Regions from separate parts of the Homo sapiens genome. Here region 1 is linked to region 2. Evidence: read pairs that join two places in POLR2A ChIA-PET (ENCODE). Cell type or tissue: GM12878. All regions are shown on one strand. Each heading gives the region's core, and the rest is flanking DNA. Links, peaks and the distances in the headings are about the cores only.

The links. ChIA-PET counts read pairs that join two places held together with the same protein. Peaks named below come from ENCODE experiments on the same cell type or tissue, not always from the same donor. Only the 100,000 strongest peaks of a DNase experiment are listed, where the experiment ranks them.
Region 1: POLR2A ChIA-PET joins it to region 2 with 13 read pairs; 3 of 35 experiments call an interaction of 5 or more read pairs at or near these places.

The regions. Positions count from the first base shown.
Region 1 is chr14:34,011,233-34,017,951 of GRCh38, reverse strand. All of the region lies in intron 5 of LOC102724945 (a long non-coding RNA gene), which reads left to right. Among named protein-coding and RNA genes, the nearest start is that of EGLN3-AS1, 25 kb to the left of the region's middle. RefSeq lists an enhancer at 3,808-3,977. In GM12878, for the core only: no CTCF peak of the experiment used is centred there; a DNase peak (open chromatin) is centred at 4,251; H3K4me3 peaks cover 1,157 bases; H3K27ac peaks cover 2,248 bases.
Region 2 is chr14:33,956,799-33,965,462 of GRCh38, reverse strand. It overlaps LOC102724945 (a long non-coding RNA gene), which reads left to right. Exons shown (of 9, transcript XR_001750942.2): 9 at 6,317-6,592. LOC105370446 (a long non-coding RNA gene) reads right to left here and starts at 6,381. Exons shown (of 2, transcript XR_943737.2): 1 at 6,296-6,381; 2 at 1,314-1,494. RefSeq lists an enhancer at 1,057-1,558. In GM12878, for the core only: no CTCF peak of the experiment used is centred there; no DNase peak of the experiment used is centred there.

The sequences.
Region 1 (6,719 bases), core at 1,672-6,671, 52 kb before region 2:
ATAATTTTATTGCTTTTTTTCTTAATTATAAAAGTAATAGCCGGGTGTGGTGTCTCACACCTGTAATCCCAGCACTTTGGGAGGCCGAGGTAGGCAGATCACTTGAGTTCAAGAGTTTGAAACCAGCCTGGCCAACATGGTGAAAGCCGATCTCTACTAAAAATACAAAACAATTAGCCAGGCATGGTGGTGCACGCCTGTAATCTCAGCTACTTGGGAGGCTGAGGCAGGAGAACTGCTAGAACCTGGGAGGTGGAGGTTGCAGTGAGCTGAGATTGCGCCACTGCACTCCAGCCTGGGCGATAGAGCAAGACTCCATGTCAAAAAAAAAAAAAAAGAAAATTAATAGTTGTATGATATGTGAATGCCATCTCAACAAAGCTGTTTTTTTATGAAATTATAGAAAAGACAGGTAAACAATGGGAATAAAATCAAAATCACCAATAATCCCAGTTCCCAGAGATAAACCACCAATAGCATGATTTGTTTTACTATAATTTTCACTGTGTAAATGCAAAACTGAAGTGATGCAATAGTGTTGAAATCTCCCTTTCCTTTTCTTTCTTCCTTTCTTTCTTTCTTTCTTTCTTTCTTTCTTTCTTTCTTTCTTTCTTTCTTTCTTTCTTTCTCTTTCTTCTTTCTTTCTTTCTTTCTTTCTCTCTCTCTCTCTTTCTTTCTTTTTTTGAGACATGATCTCACTCTGTCACCCAGGCTAGAGTGCAGTGGCACAATTGTGGCTCACTGCAACCTTGAACTCCTGGGCTTATGCTACCCTCCCACCTCAGCCTCCCAAAGTGCTGAGATTACAGGTGCATGCCACTATGCCTGGCTCCCTTTTCATTTAATGTATTATAAACATTAAATATTCCTCTGCCTCCGCGTAGTGTTCTGCTGTATAAATGTTTTATAACATACTTAAGCAACCCTCTATTTTTGGATATCTAGGCTGTCTCCAAGTTTTTGATAATGTTTTTGATAGCTGTCTAATGAGCATCCTTGTAGCTATATCTTTGAGCATATCTGTGATTATTTCTGAATAAATTTCTAGATATCTAGTCATTGAATCAAAGAATATGCACCCATCTAAGGCTTTAAAACACACATGACTCTGTGTCTGTGTGTGTGTGAGTGTGTGTGTATCACATAGGAAATAAATATTAGAAATCACATATTCAGATATGCTTATGGCTGCCAGAGTTTTGCGCTTCCTGGTTGTTGTTCATCCTTAATGTAATGAGAATAGTAATGGGGAACAACGGATGTTATATTCTCTCTCTCTGGTATGAGGTATGCTGGGAATTCCATGAAGACCATTTCTTCATGGTCCATTCCATTTCTTCATTCCATGAAGAACCTTCAGGAACATTCTTCCGTAGATTCTTAATGAAGCTAAACATTGTTTCAAATGATTATTGTCCACTAAATATAAATAAATATAAATATATTTATAATATTTATTATGTATCTAGATAAATACATATACATATATTTGTATATGTTCATATAAATAATACTTATATAATATATGTGTATATATAATAAATTTGAATCAATACCTTTTAGAAGGTATATATGTAGATGTATATATACACACACGCACTCACACTACATTTATACTAGCAGTGTATATCCTTGCACTTATTTTTATATACATTCCCCAACATTAAGTATTTAAAATTTTTCTTTCCAATTGCTCTAGTGAAAAATGACATCTTATACTTGTTATAATTTGTACTCCTTAGATTCTTAATGAAGTTTAATGTTGTTTCAAATGATTATTGGCCATTTCAAAATTATTTATGTCCTTTGACATAATTTTTTTCTTGTTTATCTTTTCATTAATTTGTAAGATTTTAAACAATTGAATATGGCTATTAGTTCTTTGTTATCTTTTTTATTTGAGTTAAACAAAAAACTCCACTGAAATGAAAGTGATGCACATTTTTCTTTAAAAGAAGAGCAATTCAATTTTAACTTTAAAAGAAGTTAAAATCAGTTACAGGTAAACAAAGCGTACCCCTGACCGCATACACCTGGTGTGTATATAGGTTTAACTTTGTACATTCCTGAGTTGCTTTCTGGAAAACACTTCCAAATGAAAAGCCAGATACCATCATCTTTACAAGTAACTGTGATGTTATTTTGAGATAAATTATTACTTTAAGTTAAACAAAGGAAAATTACCATTTTTGAGCATTAGCCAATCTTATAATCTCCCTTTCCAAAGAAGCTTAATTCAAACTATTTTTAAAGGTTAGTTTATGCTTTCTTTTAATTCAGCGGCTTCATGGGTGCCATATTTTTTCTCCATTTTAGCAGTAATCTAAATTGAGACAAACATAGGTCAGAATTTTGAACTCAAAGATAAATAAAAGGAATTCCAAAGACTGAATGATCTGCTAGACTGGCCGCTTTAGTAAATTTTGATGTTTGATACCATATTCCTCTTCTCCAGGAGAATGTCATGAACCTGGGAGGCAGAGCTTGCAGTGAGCCAAAATTGTGCTACTGCACTTCAGCCTGGGTGACAGAGTGAGACTCCATCTCAAAAAAAAAAAAAAAAAAAAAAAAAGAATTGTGAAATGTATGTGTAATTTTAAAAAATTATAATAGTAATTACTTCTTTTTAGTCACTGGCAGTAAGTCTCTTATTAACTAATGGAGATAATGATGGCAACTTCTTAACCCAAAAAGTAATTAAACGGCTCTGTTAAGTCCCCCTAATCTGGAAGAGGTCTGCTATCTTTACGCAGAGCAACACTGTCACTTGTTTCCAGATTGTGGGGTGAGAGTGAGGATAATTCTTTAAGTGATGAAGTTGGTTGTTTCCCATCTGTTGTGCCTCAGACACAGGCCTCCTTCTCTCTACCAATCACAAATATAAAACCTCTGCCCATAATTTGACCATCTGGATTTCCTGTCATCCCCTGTTTTCACACCTGGAGATTCAGAGCAGTTCTTTGATTGATGTTTTTCAAAATTGCCTCATAAAATCAAAGGACAGGCGAACAACATTTTTCTAAAATTGTAAACAGTAGAACCAACATTCAAAACTTTTGTTACTGCTTTTATAACCGTGAATAACCTTAGCTTCTGGGATTTTGTCAGAAGTGCTTTTTTTCTTTCTCTGAAGCAAGCCACCACATTCTCCCGAGCTGCTTGCATTTAACAATGTCAGGACTAAGATTCAAGTAGTGGGCCACGGTAGTCCCAGGAAGTTCAATATCAAGCACAATGAGTTCTGTATTCAACTTTAATTAAAATATCCACATGCAGCAGGGCGTGGTGGCTCACGCCTGTAATCCCAGCACTTTGGGAGGCTGAGGCAGGTGAATCACCCGAGGTCAGGAGTTGGAGACCAGTCTAGCCAACATGGTGAAACCCTGTCTCTACTAAAAATACAAAAAAAAATTAGCTGGACATGGTTGTACGAGCCTGTAATCTCAGCTACTTGGGAGGCTGAGGCAGGAGAATCACTTGAACCCAGGAGGCGGAGGTTGCAGTGAGCCAAGACGGCGCCACTGAACTCCAGCCTGGGCAACACAGCGAGATTCCGTCTTCAAAAAAACAAAACCAAACAAAACAAAATCCACATGCTCATGGTTTGCCTTCTCTTAGGGAGCCAAATACTACCTAAGTTTTGTCAGCTGGCAGGCTCTGCTAATAGAATGTCACTTAAAACACCACTTTGAATCTAAGGGCAATGCAATGCATTATTCTGAACTATTACTAAATTAGTTATTCCTCAAGCAGCAATTTGCCTATTTTTGCTCTTACCTAATTTTTAGGAGGAATGATAGACAAACATTAAGCATTGGTTTCTCTCTAGATCCCGTCAGTTTCCTCAAACACAGTAGTCTCCTCTGTTAGACCCTGGTGTGCTGCTGGGAATTACTGGGACTCACTGGCCAGCTGCTGTCTCTTCTCTGCGGACCTCTTTGCTTTTAGGGAGCAGGAAACTAATTCCTCTAAGTGTTATACACTTGGAGACCCTTTAGCATGAACAACGGTGAAGAAACAGAAGCTCTCGTTGCTTTCCTGCATCAGACAAAAGGCTGTGGCCACTTAAATACCACATTTTTACTTCCTTTTTAGTTCAGTTGAGGGAGCAGGTGCAACCCTGCAGCAAGATAAAGCTGACCCTTGCTAAGATTGTAGTGTCTGCTAAATGTACGCCAGCAAGGCAAGGCCTTGTAAACAATAATTAATAAATTTGAAAGGCCCAGGACACGAGAAGAAAATTAAATACAAGATTTGGACCATCCACTTTGACTCATGTGGCATTGCTAATCAGTGTGATGAAAAAAACCTTCATCTGTTAAGAATGTGGCATTTGAAACACATTGCTGCCTTGTTGGTAGGTTTACTTCCTCCTTTCTTTGTAAAGCTTCACAATGAGTATCCCAGTGTGAAACTGGAACTCAGTGTGGGGAAAGAGGACGGGTGGAGGAACCGTCATGTTATTAAGTTATTGCAAATATAGAGACTGGTGATTTCACACGTACACATTCCACATTACAGGAAGCTCACACGTCTAGGAAAAATCATCCCTTGTTGACCCCTCACCGCCAAATTTTCCATTACCTACCTCGAAAATCTCAACGTCCCAAATGGCTTGCTTATTTTTATCATGTCAATTGCTTTTCTATAGTAAAGTAAGAATACGGTCACTTGAATTTCAAGAATAAGAAAGCAATCTACATGAATTAAACAAATCTAAAGGACAAAAGAGATTTTTTCTGAGTCACTTGCAGATGATGATGTTCCTCCTTCACTCCACAGAGCTTCCTTAGTGATTGTCAAAAAACAAAAAAGAAACCAAAGTAACCTTGAGGTAGGGCCGTGGAAAATTTTACCCACTTCATTTGTTCACAGTTGTTCATTCCTTCTCATTTCTTTTCATTTTTTTAATAGAAAATGTTTACTTCTAACTTACTTTTCTAGTATAATAAGTAATCTCTAAACAAAAGCTTATAAAAATTCAAACACTGGCCGGGCGCAGTGGCTCACGCCTGTAATCCCAGCACTTTGGGAGGCTGAGGCGGGCGGTTCACTTGAGGTCGGACATTCGAGACCAGCCTGGCCAACATGGTGAAACCCCGTCTTTACTAAAAATACAAAAAATTAGCCATCCGTGTTGGTGCATGCCTGTAATCCCAGCTACTCGGGAGGCTGAGGCAGGAGAATCACTTGAATCTGGGAGGCGGAGGCTGTGGTGAGCCAAGATCAAGCCATTGCACTCCAGCCTGGGCAACAAGAGCAAAACTCTGTCTCAAAAAGAAAAGAAAAAAAAATTCCAACACTATAAAGGTATGTAAATTAAAAACCATCCACTTCCTGCCCCATCCTGCTTACCTCCCCGGAGTAATCGCTGTTGATCTTTTGGTGTGTGTTCTTCCAGCCACGTTTACTTTTTACATGTTTGGTAAGGCAGAGTCTGTGAGGGCTCCTATGAATCCTTGACAACACAGTAAGGAAGGACAGGCAGCTGGGTGGGGTTGCTTATGCCTCTCGTCTCAGCCCTTTGGGAGGCCAAGGCAGGACTGATTGCTTGAGGTCAGGAGTTTGAGACAACTCGAACAGCCTGGGCAACATAGTGAGACCCATATCTTTACAAAAAAAAGTTTTTTTAATTAGCTGGGCATGGTGGCATGTGCCTATAGTCCTAACGACTCCAGGGGCTGAGGAAGGAGAATCACTTGAGCCCAGGAGTTCAAGGCTGCATTAAGCTATGATGAATCTCCAGCCTGGGTGACAGAGTGAGACTCTGTTTCTAAAACATAAAAAAAATAAATAAAGGAAACACAGGCAAGGAAGGAACTGACTATGAATGGGCATATTTACAAAAAAAATTCATGAAGTAAAGGGGAAGGGAGGAAAGAGAGAGTTGAACTGGGGAAGAGAGAGATGAGAAGAAAGATGTACCTGCTTTCTCCTGTCTTGGGGAGTCAGCTCCTTGAGGGTAGGATTTCTGTCTTAAGCAGCTTCTTCTTCACACTAGAAGAATACCTACTAACTAGGTGGTGATGAATGAATGAATACGAATGAAGAGCAGGAACTAACTGGCTACTGTTAGCAGAGTTCACGGAAATAATTTTAGGCTTTTTCAGTTTATCAAAGCCTTGTTAAGCCGGTATTTTCTGTCTTTACCTTTGATTTTTCGTCAGTAAGCAACCAGCATGTGCTGCTTTCAGGGTTAGTACCACAAGTAGTTGTTGCTCTAAATTGAGCTAATATTAAAGATAAAAACCCTTCTAGAAGGAATCTGTACTCAGAAAAGGAAGTTTTAAACCATTAGCTCACTGGGGGATACTACTTGAAACATCATTAAGACAAAGTAGCTTCCAGGCCCACTGCCTCCTTTTGGGGAAAAGGGACCACAGGGAATTCTCTAGCCTTCGATATCCACTTCCCCCACCATTTTGGCGACGAATGGTTGAACCAGGAATTAACAACTGACCAAAAGACACACTGCTTTAGGCTTTTAGCCCCTAGGAGGTGGCCTAAGGTGGCACTGGATAGGGACTTTCTGAACCAGTCAAAGCCACTCTTGGGGGATTTGAACTAGGGACAGAGATGAACAGAGAGTTAGAGAAAAGCAGACAACTGATAGACAGCAGTCCAGTGTTGACACAGAAACTGAGAGACGTGGAAAGAAGGCAGTGAGCAGACACTATGAAGCAAGTAATGACTTCAGTAGAAGAGGATATGAATGGAGG
Region 2 (8,664 bases), core at 1,553-6,552:
ACAGAGGCTCTAGGGGGCTTTTCAAGACATCTGGTACCTGAATGGGATACCAAAGTTTAAGTTTCAGAGGCTTTTCCTAAGGCCTAAAGTTGGCAGAAACACTGTCAAAGGCCTCTAAAATAAGAGGGCTAATCAATGGGAAGACTCAAAAGGTATTTGTGGCATAATAAGAAATAAATTCTTACAGAACACCAAATAAAAGTTGCTTAATTATACCAAGTAAAAAGAAAAAGTATATATATTTGATCCTTGTCCCCAGTACCTGCTATAGGCTCCTAAAACCCTTGGAATTTCTTGAGTGATAAGAGCATCTTTTGTTATTCATAATGGGCCCCTTTTGATCATACCTGAGTTTATGCTGATGAGATAAGTCAGGGTGGGGCCAGTCACCAGAAAGACCAAGTGTGGAGAGGATTAGAGAGTAGGATATTTCAGCCCCACCCTCCAGCTTCCAGGAAAGGGAGAGGGGCGATAGAGATTAAGCTCTGTAAAAACTCTTGAACAATCCTCAGTGAGCTTCCGGGTCACTGAACATGCATAGGTGCTGGGAGGGTGGTGTTCCTGGAGAGCACTTGGGAGCTCGGTAGCACCTCCCCCATACCCTGCCCCATCCACCTCTTCATCTGGCTATTCACGAAATGTGCTTCATTGAGTTCTGTGAGCCATCCTAGCAAATTAATCAAACTGGAGGAGTGGGTGGTGGGAACCCCGGTTTATAGCCAGTTGATCAGAAGTATAGGTGACAACCAATTGCTTGCAAAGTGGCAGCAGTCCTGTGGGAGTGAGCCCTCTACTGAGAAGAGCTGGATGGACACTGTGTGAAGGACTCTTAGAGCCCTTTCAAGAGAAAAATGAGCCCGTGTTGTAACTACATGAGGGTTGATCCCTTCAGAAGATTTGATGCTTACAGCTCTCACCCAACTCCAAGCCCCAGCAGCTAGCACCAAAGCATCATCCTGTTCTCTTTGCCTCTGTGGTGCCTTACCCCCAAATCCATTCTCTACACCACGGCCAACGCCACCTTTTAAACAATAAAAATGAAGTCCTGCATCCTCCACAGCTAAAAAGTCTCCAATGGCTCCTAATCTCACTTCATAAATAAACAAATAAGCAAGCCCAGGGGTCAGCAAATTTTTTCTGTAATGGACCACATATTTTAGGTTTTGCCTGATACCGTGTCTGCTGTGCTGTTGTGCGGCAGCGATTGGCTACACTAGTGAGGCCATAAAAGAAACAAAGTTTAAGGCAATCAGTCACTCTCAGGGTCATGCAAGTGTGAAAGTAGCCACAGATGACATGTGAAAGAACAGGCATGGCTATTCCAAGGAAACTTTATTTGGCCCATGGCTGTATGCACCAAGCTCTCACGCCCGTCTTTGCATTTGCTCTTCCCTCTTCCTGGAATGCTCTTCTACAGATTTTTGCATGGATGGCTCCAAGTGCTATGGAACTCAGTAAACAGATTAGACACATATTTGGAGAATCAGCAGGGACCTAAAACAAGAAAATAATTTTAGAAGAGTTTTTAGATATTATCATAAAAGTATTCAAGTAGTTGCCATTGGGAAGAAAGCAGAATTGTGTTGACCTTGTTTGAAATTTTTTTTTTTTCTTTTTTTGAAATAGGGTCTCACTCTGTCACCCAGACTGGAGTGCAGTGGTGCGATCTTGGCTCACTACAACCTCTGCCTCCCAGGCTCAAGCGATTCTCCTGCCTCAGCCTCCTGAGTAATTGGGATTACAGGGGCACACCACTAAAGGAGGAGACCACCCCTCATTTTGTCTTATGCCCAATTTCTGCCTCCAAAGAAAGAAAAAGTAAAAACTAAAATGCAGAAATGAAATCCACAAGCAGACAGCCCGGTGCCACACCCTGGGCCTGGTAGTTAAAGATCGACCCCTGACCTAATTGGTTATCTATAGATTACAGACATTGTATAGAAAAGCACTGTGAAAATCCCTATCTTGTTTTGTTCCGATCCAATTACCAGTGCATGCATCCCCCAGTCACGTACTCCCTGCTTGCTCAATCGATCATGACCCTCTCACGTGCACCCCCTTAGAGTTGTGAGCCCTTAAAAGGGACAGGAATTGCTCACTCGGAGAACTCGGCTCTTGAGCCCCGGCCCAATAAACGCCTTCCTTCTTTAACTTGGTGTCTGAGGAGTTTTGTCTGCGGGTTGTCCTGCTACACCACTGTGCCTGGCTAATTTTTGTATTTTTAGTAGAGATGGGGTTTCACCATGTTGGCCAGCCTGGTCTTAAACTCCTGACCTCAAATGATCCACCAGCCTCGGCCTCCCAAAGTGCTGGGAGTACAGGTGTGAGCCACCACGCACAGCTGTTTGCATTTATTTTAAGGCTTGGTTGATTATTTTTATTTTTAATTACTTGAGTTAGAAGAGAGAGAAGACACTATAATATCACCATGTTTAAGACCTCTAAAGTCTCTCTTTAAAAATAATTGTTTTACACTTTTATTTTAGGTTTAGAGGTACATGTGAAAGTTTTTTTACATAGGTAAACACATGTCACAGGAATTTGTTGTACATATTATGTCCTCGCCCAGGTATTAAGCCCAGTACCCAATAGTTATCTTTTCTCCTCCTCTCCCTTCTCCCACACTCCCCCATCAAGTAGACCCGTGTCTGTTGTTTCCTTCTTGTGTTCGTAAGTTCTTATCATTTAGCTCCCACTTATAAGTGAGAACATGTGGTATTTCGTTTCCTGTTGCTGCATTAGTTTGCTAAGGATAATAGCCTTCAGCTCCAACCACGTTCCCACAAAATACATGATCTTGTTCTTTTTTATGGCTGCATAGTATTCCATGGTATATAGGTACCACATTTTCTTTATCCAATCTGTCATTGATGGGCAATTAGGTTGATTCCATGTCCTTGCTGTTGTGAATAGTGTTGCAATGAACATTCATGTGCATGTAAGACCTTTAAAGTCTCAACGTGGCCCTGCTGGCTCCTCCTGGTAACTCTGGCCTCATGGCAAGTGTTGCCTTCTCAGGCAGTTTCTCCCACTACAGACTTGGTGGTACCCCTCCACACCTATTGCATTTAGCTGTTTCACTTTCTCACAGCATTCAATCACAACTTGAAATTGTTGTGCTCATTCATGTACTTCCTTGTTTATTGTCTTTCTTTTGCATGTGGTCCTCAGAAGCACAGGGATCTTGTCTGTCTTCTTTGTGTGTGCATCTGGCACTGAGTACGGTGCCTGGCACACGGAAAGAATGAAAGAAAACATTTGTTGTCTGAATGAATGGAACAGATGCCTAACTGAAGAAAGCAACAGCTAAAACTGCTTCTAGAACTTGATCTGATTGTAAGTGAAAATCTCTGGTTGTCCTTCACAGAGCCTTAAAAGTGACTTAGAAACCGGTTTAGAGAACTGCATCAACTTTAGCTAATAGAGTTAAATCAATTTAGGTCAAAGCAAATTTGTCAACAGAAGAATTTGGATTTATGCCAAATTAGACTTGGTAGAAAATTTTGCTATGACATCTTCAGAAAATGTTTTCAGCTTTTTATTTATCTTTTATCCACTTGGTCTATTTTCCAAAAATGTTTATTTTTTTATTCCTGCTTTTTAAGATTTTAATTAACCTGTGGCTTATTCTCTAGAGAAACACAGCAATCGAAGCATCTAACAGTACAGACTTTACTGAAATTAAATCAAATTTTCTTCATTTCTATGCATGAATATGGAAACAGTTAAATATGCAGAGTATTCATTTAGCATATAGTGAACAGCTGATTTGTGTCAGGCACTGTGCTGGGCACTGGAAATACTGTGGTGAACAGGTCCCTGCCCTCATACTCCTATGGGAGAGAGACATAAAACACCCATTTAAACAAACAGACAAACAAAAATGTCAAGTTTTAGTAGGGACTATGTAGGAAATAAACAAGGAGCTGAGATGGACAATGCTGACATCCTATTAGGTTGGTGCAAAAGTAGTTGCTGTTTTTGCCATTACTTTCTTTTTTTCTTTTCTTTTCTTTTCTTTTTTTTTTTTTGAGACAGAGTCTTGCTCTGTCGCCCAGGCTGGAGTGCAGTGGCACGATCTTGGCTCACTGCAACCTCCGCCTCCCGGGTTCACGCCATTCTCCTGTCTCAGCTTCCTGAGTAGCTGGGACTACAGGTACCCGCCACCACGCCCAGCTAATTTTTTTGGTATTTTTAGTAGAGACAGGGTTTCACCGTGTTAGCCAGGATGGTCTCGATCTCCTGACCTCAGGATCCGCCCGCCTCGGCCTCCCAAAGTGCTGGGATTACAGGCGTGAGCCACCGCGCCCGGCCGCCATTACTTTCAATGGCAAAAACAGCAATTACTTTTGCACCAACCTGTAGGAAGAAGGCTGTGGCTTCCATGTAGAGAATGGATTGACGTGGTGCAACTGCAGAAGTAGGGATATCTGAGAGAAGGCTGTTGCAGTGAGAAATGATGGTGATCAGAACTGGTGATAGCTGTGGACAGAAGAGGAAGAGGAGAGGTTGGAGTTAAATTTGGCAGTAGAACTGACAAGATTTGCTCGTGACTTTGATGTAGAAATTGAGGATATGAGAGCATATCAGTTAGTGTCCAGTTGGGAAAACAGACATCATTCTAGTATGTCTTTTGTTTTGTTTTGAGATGGAGTTTTGCTCTTGTTGCCCAGGCTGGAGTGCAATGGCACGATCTCAGCTCGCTGCAACCTCTGCCTCCTGGGTTCAAGAGAGTCTCCTACCTCAGCCTCTCAAGTAGCTGGGATTACAGGCATGGGCCACCATGCCCGGCTAATTTTTGTATTTTTAGTAGAGACAGGGTTTCTTTTTGTTTGTTTGTTTTTTGAGACGGAGTCTTGCTCTGTCGCCCAGGCTGGAGTGCAGTGGTGCGATCTCAGCTCACTGCAAGCTCCGCTTCCCGGGCTCACGCCATTCTCCTGCCTCAGCCTCCGGAGTAGCTGGGACTACAGGCGCCCGCCACCACGCCCGGAGAATTTTTGTGTGTGTGTTTTCAGTGGAGACGGGGTTTCACCGTGTTAGCCAGGATGGTCTCGATCTCATGACCTCGTGATCCGCCCACCTCAGCCTCCCAAAGTGCTGGGATTACAGGCATGAGCCACCGCGCCCGGCCGAGACAGGGTTTCACCATGTTGGCCAGGCTGGTCTCAAACTCCTGACCTCACGTGATCTGCCCGCCTCGGCCTCCCAAAGTGCTGAGATTACAGGCATGAGCCACCACGCCCGGCCTCATTCTAGTATTTTTAAATAGAAGGAATTTAACATAAGAAATCAGTCTTAGCAGTGTTGGGAAATTTGGAGGAACCAAAAGGGGAAGATGTGCTAACCTAGAGATAAGTATCTGCAGGAAATCACTACCACTTGAAAGGCAGGAGGAATACCAGGGAGGGGGTGATGTTATCAGAGCCCAGGAGTGTCTGGCATCTGACAGTGCAGGAAGCTGCTGATGCTGCTGGAGCTGGCCACTGCCTGACACCGATGCGGTTGCTGGAACTGCTAAAGGCTACTGGAGCCCCTGCAGCTGCAAGTCACTGCGGCACCCCTTGCCAGAGCCTAAAAACAAAGAACAAAACAAAACAACAACAACAACAACAAGAAAAATGGGTCTCTCATTTCATGCAGCTTCCCACCAGTGCTTCCCATTGGAGCATCTAAGTGGGCCAGCTGGCAAGGGAATCTGGGAAATGTAGTTCACAGGATTTCAGCCACCTCAAGCAAAGCAGTGCGCAGGATGCTGGGAATGGTACTTAGCTCAAACAAGCCAATGGCCAGCCCATGGAGGAGTGAAAGATTATTTTTAAGTGGCAAAACAATCTCATATCCTTAAAAAAGTTCTTTTTCTTTCTTTCAACAAAAGCAATATGTGCCCATTAGAAAAATATTAGAAACACAAACAACAGAACATAAGAAGGTCCATATTCCCACTTACTCAGAAACAACCATTAATAACATCTTGGCACGTCTCTCTCTCTGTCTCACACACACGGACTCTTACTTTATATTCCATCTCATAACCCATTATACTAGATGCATACAATAAAACATTGGCTGGACATTTACTTTGTTCCAACTAGCTTCCAGTGTTATTTATGTTCTACAAACATTTTCCTATTATAAATATTAAGAAAGGCATTGTCTGAAGACAAATTTGCAATTTAAGGAAACCATTTGTGAATAATACAATTGTAACCTCCAAATTGACTATTATGTGATTGTTTGCTTAGGTAAAAGAAGAAAACTATTGATTTTAACTATAAGGTAAAATGTCAGGTCTTACCCTGTTCATTTCCTTTTTCAGGAAGAAAAAACGCCATTAGTAGAATTTCTGAGCTGGAAATGAGCAGGCTAGAGGTGGAGAGGAGCTGCAGCTACAGTCTGCACTAGAACCACCCCGTTGCCCCATCTGGTTTCCATGGAGTCAGACTTCTGATGAGGAAGCTGGTCCTCCGGAATGTGCAGAACGCAAGACACCCAGGCAAAGTGTCTTTAAGGGTAGGGACTGTTCATTATGGCTATGGGATGACCACAGATTTCTTTCGTGTTATCTGTTAGAATGCTTTTGATTGCTAGTAGCTGAAAGCTGTGACTTAATTTGGCTTTACAAATAAGGAAATGTATTATCTCACATAACTGGAAGTCCAGAGGTAGGACAGGCTCCAGGGACAGTAAGATAAGGCAGCTCAGTAATGTCACCAAGGTCCCAAGTTCTTTCAGTACTCTGCTCTGCCTTCCTCCATGTCGGCTGCATCCTGAGACTGGCTCCCTTCATGGGGATGTGACGGCTGCCAGAGGCCACTGGGCTGCCTGTTTCCTTTCTTCATGTGCAGCAAGAAAGAGAAAGAAAGAGAGAGACCTCTCCCTTTAATATCAATTCTCTTCAGTTCAAGCAGGCCAGTAGTTCTCAGTACTGTTGCACATTGAAGTCACCAAAGTGCTAGAGCTGTATTCATTACAGTCATGCTCTGCATAATGACATTTTGGTCAACAATGAACCACATGTAGGATGGTGGTCCCATAAGATTATAATACAGTACTGTATTGTAACTGTACCTTTTCTCTGTTTAGAGATGTTTAGATACACAAATACTATCGTGTTACAGTTGCCTACAGTATTCATTACAGTAATATGTTGTACAGGTTGGTAGGCTAGGAGCTATAGGCCATACCACAGAGCCTGGGGTATAGTGGGCTATGTCATCTAGGTTTGTGTAAGTGCACTCTATGATGTTCTCAACAAGGAAATTGCTTAGTGATGCATTTCTCCAAACGTATCCCCTTTGTTAAGTAAGGCATGACTGTATTTGTTTATTGCTATTATTTTATTTTTATTTTGTTTATTTAATAACGTATTATGTAGCATTATTTTTTCTTTTCAAACTGCAGATACCTAAGGCTTTATCTTCAAAAATATTAATTTATTAATCTGGGGTGGGGCCCAGCTGAGAGTCATTTTTCAGAAGCTCCCAAGTGATTCTACGGTACAACCAGGGCTTTCAACCACCAGATTTGGCTGGTGCAGGTCACCTGCCCACCTCTAGACCACTAACAGTTAGCAGGGTAATGCCATAAACTGATTGGCTTGGAATGGTGGTTCTCAAAATGTGGTCTGAGGCCAGCAGAAGCAGCTCCTGGAAACTTGTCAGAAATGCAAATTATCAGGCCCCATCCCAGACCTACTGAATCAGAAACTCTAGGGGTAAGGCATAGCACTTTGTGTTTTAACAAGCTTGCCAGGTGATTCTAATGGCCAGTAGAGTTTGAGACCCACTGCCTTAGAGCAATCAGGTTCTTTCTCTGGAGGGAGGGAGAAGGTAAATATATGAACAGAAGCAGAGAGGTCTGTCGGAACTGGAAAGTCTAGGGCCAGTGGAGCCTAGCACTACCTACTCCCACTTCCAGGCCAGGAGCAGGAAAGATTGGGATCAGCTACCTGAACCCCAGAGACCCCTGGCTGTAGAAAGAGGGCCTCACAGCAACGGTGCCAGCGACCTTCAGCCACTGACATATACTGTTGAGGAAGGGAAGAAGGCACGTTCTGTAGGTAACCATTCATTTGGACCCTGGGGATCTCGAGAACCGTTTCTGTAGGCCTAAAGGGCTAAGAAGACTGATTTGGTATAAACTTCCCTAAAAACCCTACAGACTTACTTCTACCTCTGCAAACTTCAACAGGATCCAGGAAAAGAAAAAGGCCACTAGGTAAAAAACAAATCTGAACAAAATCAGGACTTTAGTTAATAATGCATCAGTATTGGTTCGTAAATTAGGACACATGTACTATACTAATGTCAGATGGTAACAACAGGGGAAACTGGGTGTGGGGTATAGAGGCACTCTGTGTATCCACCTTCCCGACTTGCCAGTAAGTCTAAAAGTATTCTAAAATAAAAAGTTTACTCCAAAAAAGATGCAATGAACACTGTTCATAGACACAATTTGACACTTTTTATGATCTATGCAAAGGCTTTTTAGACATTTTCGGCTTAAATGAGAGCTGAGTTGGAAAATATTAAAGAACATTCCTGATAATGTCACACTTCCCAGAATCTGCACATGGCCAGAATGATCAAAGAGCAGATGAGAGAGGCTGAAACTTGTCTACGTGCTGAGAAACAAGAACTGATAGAGAAAGTAACTTTCTTTGCC